Regions from separate parts of the Homo sapiens genome. Here region 2 is linked to region 1. The links are chromatin contacts, found by Hi-C or POLR2A ChIA-PET in ENCODE. All regions are on one chromosome and are shown on one strand. Each heading gives the region's core, a stretch centred on a gene start or an enhancer-like site at or near the end of the contact. The rest is flanking DNA. Distances are from core to core; before and after follow the strand shown. Region 1 overlaps EFCAB12 (EF-hand calcium binding domain 12). Region 2 overlaps IFT122 (intraflagellar transport 122).

What was found. Hi-C counts contacts between places; a loop is a spot of excess contacts on that map. ChIA-PET counts read pairs that join two places held with the same protein, here RNA polymerase II (POLR2A). Pooled maps may share reads with other maps.
Region 2: a pooled map shows a loop between it and region 1 (2.7-fold over the local background). The contact joins two enhancer-like sites. A Hi-C loop is called at or near these places in 1 of 37 single-sample maps with no recorded cell type and 2 of 50 pooled maps. POLR2A ChIA-PET finds 5 or more read pairs at or near these places in 9 of 52 experiments (AG04449, B cell, GM10248 and 6 more).

The regions. Positions count from the first base shown.
Region 1 is chr3:129,411,205-129,415,808 of GRCh38, forward strand. EFCAB12 (EF-hand calcium binding domain 12) reads right to left here. Exons shown (of 9, transcript NM_207307.3): 4 at 4,041-4,197; 5 at 1-150. Among named protein-coding and RNA genes, the nearest start is that of EFCAB12, 15 kb to the right of the region's middle. RefSeq lists an enhancer at 1-79. Within about 2 kb of position 1,832, at least 6 of the 41 ENCODE cell types and tissues checked have a DNase peak (open chromatin) inside an H3K27ac peak, as active enhancers do.
Region 2 is chr3:129,460,026-129,464,585 of GRCh38, forward strand. IFT122 (intraflagellar transport 122) reads left to right here. Exons shown (of 30, transcript NM_052989.3): 5 at 1,203-1,279; 6 at 3,535-3,601. Among named protein-coding and RNA genes, the nearest start is that of IFT122, 22 kb to the left of the region's middle. Within about 2 kb of position 1,251, at least 8 of the 41 ENCODE cell types and tissues checked have a DNase peak (open chromatin) inside an H3K27ac peak, as active enhancers do.

The DNA of each region.
Region 1 (4,604 bases), core at 582-3,081:
TCTCCTCCAGGGTCATGGGCCGCGTCTCCATCTGCGTGTCGACTGCAGGCACCGTCAGTAGGTCCACTTTGGGAAGCTGTGGGGCTGAATCCACCTCCTGCTTCTTGAGCGGACCCTTCAGGGAATCTCTGTGCTTGGCCAAGATATAATCTGGAGTCAGAGGGAAGAGATGAAGGAAGGAGGGACTAAGAGGGTGCCCAGCCACGGAACCTGCCAAGCAGTTATCCAGTGTCACCCAGCAGGCACCAGGCCACCCCTCCGCTCCCTTCCCACACGTCTGGGCAGTGCCCACCTAAGCCACCTAAGCTGTACCTTAGATGTGGCCCTCCTCTCCATCTCCACTAATGGCGTCCCTTACTGCACCAACCCCAGCCCTCTGGTTGCCATTCTCGTCCTGTCACCCTGTCTCACCAAGCAGCAAATAGGATCTTTAAAAAATATAGAGTATAGCCAGGCGCGGTGGCTCACGCCAGTAATCCCAGCACTTTGGGAGGCCGAGGAGGGCGGATCATGAAGTCAGGAGATCGAGACCATCCTGGCTAACACTGTGAAACCCCGTCTCTACTAAAAATACAAAAAATTAGCCGGGCATGGTGGCACGTGCCTGTAGTCCCAGCTATTCGGGAGGCTGAGGCAGAATTGCTTTAACCTGGGACCTGGAGGTTGCAGTGAGCCGAGATCGTGCCACTGCACTCCAGCCTGGGTGACACGGTGAGACTCCCTCTCAAAAACAAACAAACAAAAAATATAGAGCAGGGTACTTTGGGAGGCTGAGGCGAGTGGATCAGCTGAGGTCAGTAGTTCAAGACCAGCCTGACCAATATGGTGAAACCCCATCTCTACTAAAAATACAAAAATTAGCCGGGTGCAGTGGTGTGCACCTGTAGTAGTTACTTGGGAGGCTGAGACAGGAGAATTGCTTGAACCCGGGAGGTGGAGGTTGCAGTGAGAAGAGATCACACCACTGCACTCAAACCTGGATGGCAGAGCAAGACTCCATCCCCCCCCAAAAATATATATACACATATATAAAGCAGGGTGCAGTGGCACGCCTGTGGTTCTAGCTACTCAGGAAGCTGAAGTGGGAGGATTGCTTATGCCCAGGAATTTGAGGCTGCAGTAAGCTATGATCACACCTGTGAATAGCCACTTCACTCCAGCCTAGGCAACATAAGGAGACCCCATTGCATGAGTCTCCTTATGTTGGATATGTGTAGATGGATGGATAGATAGATAGATAGATAGATAGATAGATAGATAGATAGATAGATAGACAGACTGACCGACCGACCAGATCGCCTCATTCCCTTGGCTTCCCACAGCATTTAGACCAAAACCCAGAGTCCTCTCCCTGGGCTACAAGGCCCTGCTGTACCATCTGGCCTCAGCTGCCTTCCCACCTGGTCCATGGCATACCATTCACCCTTCACCCATTCCACCCAGCCACCCTGACCACCTTCTGTCTCTTGCAAGCTATCCTACCCCAGGGCCTTTGCCTTCACAGTTCTATCTGCCTAGATTGTGCTTCCCCCAAGACTAGTTCCTGTCAATCACTCAGATGTCAGCTCCAATGTCTGCTTCTCAGAGAGGCCGTCCCTGACCACCAGCCCTTTAGGTGCAAGCTCATCGAAAGCTGGGGCTTTGGCTGGCCCACTGCTGTGTTCCCAGTTTCTAGAAGTGGCACATAGTAGTTGCTCAACAAAGATTCCAATGAATGAAAGAATCCCATTGTCCCTGCCCTGGTTCAGACCTTCATCGTCTCAAGCTGAAATAATATCCTGACCTTACCACCTTCTATTGAGGCTGTGAACAAGTGGCTCAGCCTCTCTGAGCTCCAGCTTCCTCCTCGTAAAGCAGGAATAGCAATCCTGACCTCTGCGGACATAAAGGATAAACTGAGATCATTCTGCAAGAATGAAGAAGAGCTACTGCAAGAAGAACTACTGGAAGAAGGCACCCCTGCCAAGACGCTCAAACTCTTGCCTCTTTAGACAAAGTGAGAGACACCCGGACAGAGCAGGAGCACCGTCATCTGGGACAAACACCGCCACTTTAAGTTCCAGCTCCCTTTCTAGCCTCATGCATTTCAAGGAAATCACTTCTCTTCTAACTATAAGCAGCCAGAAAGAGCAGACAGTAAAACACAGACAAGACAGCTCAGGCACAGAGGGAGGTCGGGGGAAAGTCTCTTGGGTGACTGCCAAACTTCACCCTCATACAATGGGCCCCAGTAAAACTGTGGGCCTTAATAAGCACATTCCTTTCCCTTCAGGTGCACTAAGATAGGGAAGCTAAAAGCAGACTTGGGGGATATGCCTGCAGCTGCAGAAAGATGTATGGAAACAGACACGCAACTCTGCCTCCCAGATAAACACAACAAAGAGACAGAGAAGCAGTCCAAGCCTCTGATAAACTCTTCCACTGTGAATCCTTAAAAACTCTTAGTCTGTAAGAGAATGTGGCTCTGACCTAACTCAGCCAGCAGCCCCTCTCAGGTTTGTTTTCTCTAAAATAAACCTGTCTTTGACTATTGAGCCACCTTTCCTGTTTCTTTCCTCTTTCTTTAATTCTTACACACCCCAGTCTACCTATCTTACCCACTATTGCTCACCAGGGAAAAAGAACTCAGTGATGACGCCAAAGTAGCACCATGAGAGCAAAGGTCTGCTGCTTGGCTTTGTGTTTACTTACTGGGAAATAACAGGACCCAAAATATCTCTGCTGCGAATATGCATCACAGCACACTGTGGTCATTGAAATGACTCACAGCCAGCTACACAGATAATGATAAGCTTGGTAATTTATAACAAAAAGGCACAAAGAGTATCAGAGGGAAAGCAGCCCAACTTGAGGTGACCTTAAAAATGTGCTGGACATAAAGGAGATTACTACTGTTGGGGTGGTGACACATGCAGGAGCGACTGTTGGGGTGCTGAGCTTCCCTGAGCTCTGAGAGAGGCAGAGACCCTGCTTGGGAGGTGATAGTTTCTCTGCAGGGCAGCTGGTTGAGACTGGACATTGAAAATCTCCTGGAGGACTGAGGAATGGATGCTCTGAGCTGCCTGCTGTCCCCAAATGAGCCACTCCAGTGAGGATGCTGAGTAACTCCTCTTGGTGTGACTGTAAACTCCAACGGCCTCACCCCAGATCTTTACCATTGTTAGGAAACCCCTCCACTGCCTCCTCCAGGGCTCCTGTGTGACTCAGGGAGGACAAGGAAGCCCCAAACATGCATGAGATTAAGTTCCTGCCAACCTGGTAGATGGGAACAGAGCAAGATTTGTTTCATTTAGAAAAACAAAGCTGTGGCTATGTTTGGGAAGGGTGCTAGAATGGGTGGGTGGTTGTAATGGTTCTTTTTTGTTTGTTTGTTTACTACAAGAATGGTACTAAGATATAAAGAAATATTATACAATGCACCTTTGTGTTGTAGAGTAAATTCACAGCCAGAGCTTTAGCAAGTCCATTTCTAATTTGCCTCTGTGCCTTGTCTGGACAGATGTGGCCCCACAAATGTATTGCTTGGCAGATGGAACTTGAGCCATGTACAACCTTTACAACTGTTGACAGCAACCCTGCCATAATACCCCTGATAGCAGAATACCAAAATACACTTTCCAGTAAACTGTAAACATGTGCTAATTCTGGTTCTGAACAAGAATTTTATCAATAAGCTATGGATTAATAGTGAGGAGGCCTTGGACCCACACACACATAAATGTCTCTGGAAAGGCTTGCCATTTGGGTCAGTTCTCAGCCTCTCAGGTGGGCTCTGGTGGGCTGAGTATCCTCCTCTAAGAACAAGGGCTGGGACTCATTTGTCTTTGAATGGACACAGTGGTAGCTGGGCACTCAAGGGAATATCTACTCCTTAGTTAATCTCTGGGCCTGAAAATTTCCAGAGGCTTGGCCAAACCACAGTCGGCCAAAACTGGGGAACACACTGAGGAAGTGAGTTTGGAGGAGAGGCCAAGGCTGCCTGCACCATGCTTGCTCCCAGGACGGGGAGGTGGAGGCACAGGATGGGGAGGGGTACGCACGCTCCCTTGCAGTGGCCAGGCTGCTCCTTTGCTGAGCCATAGACCACTGCTTGTAGGTATTGGCCAGGATATCCATGGTGATGGTGTTGTGCTTCCCAAGAGAGCTGAGGTAGATCACTATATCCTCCACCTCTTGGTTCTTCAGAGGGACTCCGACCTGAGGAGAGAGAAGACCTTCAGACTAGCAGGCTCCCATCCAAACATCCTGCTCTGATGGCCAAGGCCTTACCAGCCTCCTCAGACCCCCATCCTGCTTCCAGTTTCATCCTCAACCACTCCCTACTATACCCAAGGTCCCTGCTGCAGCTCAGAGCCCTTTCCCGGTCCTTGAATGAACTCTGCACTTTGTTACCTTTGCCTTTGCTCAGGCAGTTCCCCTTCTCTGCCTGAAAAACTCCTATCCCTCCTTCAAAGTCCAGTCCAGATGTCACCATCTTTATAGAGTGGGTTTCTTCTTCCTCTAGGGTCCCACCCCACTTCCTACCAGTCTCAATGGCAGCATCTACCATGCTGGATACGAAGCATGATTTCACATGTGGATCATCCCTATACACAAGTAACACA
Region 2 (4,560 bases), core at 1-2,500, 48 kb after region 1:
AGATACGAGCCACTGCACCTGGCCTCTTTTCAATTGTGGTAAAATATACATGACATAAAATTTATCATATTAACTACTTTTTAAGTTTACAGTTTAATGTTAAATACATTTACATTGTTGTGCAACCAATCTCCCAAACTCTTTTATCCTGCTAAACTAAAATTCTATATCCTTCAAATACCTACTCACCCTTCTCTCCTACCCCCAGCCCCTGAAAACCAGCATTCTACTTTCTGTCTCTCTGAGTTTGACTGCTTTACATACCTCATATAAGTAGAGTCATACAATGTTTGTTCTTTTGTGGCTGAGTTATTTCATTTCACGTAATGTCCTCAAGGCTCATCTGTGTTGTAGCATGTGTCAGAATTTACTTTCTGTGTTGTAGCATGTGTCAGAATTTACTTCCTTTTTTTTCTTTATTATTATTTTTTTTTATGAAGACGAGGTCTCACTATGACTCCTGAGCTCAAGCAATCCTTCTCCCTTGGCCGCCCAAACTGCTGGGATTACAGGTGTGAGCCACTGGGCTCAGCTTCCTTCCTTTTTAAGTCTGAATATTATTCCATTGTATATATAGACCACATTTTCTTTATCCATTCATCTGTTGATGGACACTTGTGTTGCTTCTGCTTCTTAGCTATTATGAATAATGCTGCTATGAACATGGGTGTACAAATCAACAAACAATTTTTGAAGGAATGAATGAATGAGTGAAGTTGTAAGTAAAGTATTACCCACAAGTGAAGGACTAAAACGGGTTGAGACGCCTTGCATGGTACATGATTTGCTCAGCTTTCATTGTTGTCTAAGGATTTGTCATGTTTCCAGATCTTGGTCTGTGATGTCTTCATTGCACCTCCATCTTCCATTTCTGGGCCTCCACAAAACAGTAAGAGTAACAGCCACAGATAAAGCACCTAAAGGCCAAGGTGGGAGGATTGATTGCTTGAGGCCAAGCGTTCAAAACCAACCTGGCCAAAAGTGAGTCCCCATCTCTACAAATAAGAAAACAGTGGGTGAGGAGAAGGAGAATTAATTCTTTAGGAGTAGGAGAATTAATTTCTGTGCTTTTTGTTGGTCACTTGCAGAAGAGCATGTGGTCTAAAGTCAGAGGCTGTGGGCTCATTATTAAAATCTTCAGTTGTAGCCACTGAAATCTTTGTGGTTTGCTGCATAGTAATCTACAGTTGTTTACTTCCCAGGCACAATGATGCTATACAATGTGTCTCCTACAATCCTATTACTCATCAACTGGCATCTTGTTCCTCCAGTGACTTTGGTACGTTCTGATTCCTGATGTCCTGTCCTGGAATAACTGAAAATCTGGGCTAAAAATGCTAAAATGCATTCAGAATATGGTGATTTTATCCTGAGAGAGTTAATACTACTTCTCTACCTTCAATGGCTGAGGGGAGGCTGACAGTTATTCTTTAAATTGTGTGGAAACCAAGACAGTGAATGGTGACCTTTACTCTGGTAAGACATCAGAGACTACAGGAAGGGCCCCAGCAAAGGAAATGGTAACAAGATTGGGAGGGCACAGGCATAACTTGGTGTTGCTGCCTTTGGGAAGCCTTCCCTTGGTGTTGCTGCCTCTGGGAAGCCTTCCCTGACTCACCCTGGCAGAGACAGTGCAGTTGTCCTCACCTTTGTATTGACCCACATCTATGTTTATGTGAAATTCTTCACTGTTGCGGTTCTACTTCTTGTGCAATTTGTCGTCATTACTGGTTTAGGTGGCTGTAGCTGTCCTCCCTGAGGGGCTGAACACCTTGAGGAGTTCATCCTGGCCACGGTCCCGTGCCAGCATTACAGCACTGGTGTAGTACTGGCACAAAAGAGGTGTCAGTAAAATGTCTGTGGAGGGAGGAAGGGAGTGAAATTGGGCAGAGGCTTGTAGGTTATTTCCATTAATGGTTGATTCTGTTTTCAGCTCTATCAGTCTGTGTTCGTTGCTAGTGGATACAATGAAGTCACTAGATGAGGAGTCAGAGGCCTAATCCCTCTCAGTGTTCCAGTTCCCTTATCTAAAAGGAGCATGCTACTCACTGTGTCTCACTGATACGGTTCTGGTTCTGAGGTTCAAAAGAGAGAATGGAATTGAAAGCCAATTGTATAAATACATGGAGAAAGGCCTGTCATTTGTTTAACATATTTTATAGCATTTTCTTCATGTGAAGCACTGGTCTGTGTGCTTACACTGGAATATTAAAAAGGCAAAATAGAATCCCTACCCTCAAGGAGCTTGTGGTCTTAGGAGAAGGTGGGATTAAAAAAAATATAATATTAAGTACTAGTATTTATTGAATGCTTGCAGTGTGCTAGGCACTGTTCTAAGGATTAGAAATGAATTTCTATTTGAGCTTTATGACAGCCCCTGAGGTGTCAGGTATTATTCTCATTCCCACCCTACTGATGAAAAAGAGGTAGAGGTCCCTTAGCTAGTAAGTGGAGGAACCAGGGCTTGGACTTTAGACCAGGTGATTGCATACAGAGCCTGCTCTGCTAAGCACTGCTGAAGGAGGCCCAGGAGGAAGGAGTTTCTTCCAGCTTGGGGCTCCAGGCAGGCTTAGTGGAACACAGATAACATGTGCACACGTCAAAATGTTTGGAGGAAGCGTTCTGGACCAGGGGAAAGGCAAAAAATAACTTGTTTGATGTTGCACTTGGCCATGTATTTGTGCACTGGAGTTACCTTCTTGATTGTACTTCGCAACTTGGCAAATAGAAGAATTTGCTTATGTTGTCTAGACATACACTTGCTATGAGGCACTGAGCCAGGGCATCTGGGACAGGGGGGAGCAAGCCTTAGGTGACCAGTGTGCCATGGGAGAGGCACAGCTCAGATAGAGTCATGTGTTGTGATTGAGACCTATGAAAGAAAACTAGATTTTCAGAAAGCATCATTGTTATTTTAAATGCTAGGTTATACTCTGGTTGCAGTGTCAAAGTTATAAACAATGAAACTGTCATTTCTTTGAGAGTCAAATCCCTGAAAAGTTGGCTAGAACTTTACCAATCTATTTTATTTTTCTTCTGAAAGAATGATAGATTCATAGTAAGTTACAAAGATGGTACCAAGAAGTCTATGTACTTTTCATCCAGTTTCCCCCAGTGGATCCATCTTATGTAACTATTATACAATATCAAGACCAGGAAACTGAGACTGGCACAAAGTGTGTATATTATATAGTTCTGTTGTTTTATCGCATGTGTAGATTGCCATCAGCGTGACACAGAACTAAGCCATCACCATGCAGTTACCACTTAGTGTCATATCTACTCACCTTACCTCCAGTTATCTCCAAACCCTGGTAACCACAAATCTGTTCTCCATTTCTATAATTTTGTCATTCAAGAATGTTATATAAATGGAATCGTACAGTATATGACCTTTTGAGATTATGTTTTTTCATTCAGCATAAAATCCTGGAGATCCATCTAAGTTGTTGTATGTTTCAATTATTTGTTCCTTTTTATTGCTGGGTAGTATTCCAACCAATCCATCTTCTTTTATATTATTGTGCATTGAAGGGTTGTGGTCTCCTGAACAGAAGTCTGTCTCCAAACACAAATCAAGCAGCAAGATCATCTGCTGCAGGTAAGTGCAGCTCTGACGATAAGATTTATGTTCCTTCATCTTCCACACAGACTCTCAAAATCCAATTATTTCATGCAGCAGAGAAGGTCTTGTGTTAGGTAGTTGGTTTAGGCCCCTGTATTTCCTTTTTTCTTCTTTCTTCGTCTCCTCGATGGGAAAGACTTGTGCCTTTGATCATGAAGCAAAAGAGAACTACAAGTTGCCTTCATGCAGTTACTTAGCAACAAGCCTCAACATCCAGCTATACTGAGTGGAGGCTTGTTGAAAATGTGAGGCTGTCATTGTCCAGGCAGCATGTGTGGGGAAGAAAGCTTTCCCTCCCACACTTTGATGCTAGACCTGAATTAGAATCCAGAATCTCTCATTGACAGGCCATGTGACCTCAGGAAAGTTACTAAATCTTTCTGAGCTGGAGCTTTACGTTCCTCATCTGACAGATAGGGATAAAAATACTGACTTGACGAGATTGTTGTGAAATGCACACAAACTCATGAGTGTAAAGCGTGCAGGACAGTACCTGGTGTACAGTAGACACTCTAAATGGTAGCTATTCTTGCTGTTCAGCTTCTAGGAGTATATCCCTTCCGTTCAGCATCTGTTGAGCACCTTCTACAAAGCAAGCACTGTTCTAGGGGTTGGAAGACACCAAGTCTGTTCTTAAGGTGCTCTTTAAGTGGGAGGGGATTGAGATGGAGAGTGGGAAGTGGTGGCTGGCCCAGAGATGTAGGCACAAGCTAAGGGCTGTCATAGAGGTATGTACAGAGGGCTGGGGGAGCTCAGAAAAAGGCACCAAATGGTGCCTTCACTTCTCACTGTTTATTACAGAACTAAATAGCATTTTAAGTTTGATCCTCTGACTTTATGTCAGGACCGGCAATAATGAAACCATATCCCAGCTGTTGCTGCCTCATCAGACTTTTATTTCAAACCAAGGCATCATCCTCACTAGTTTTACCTTC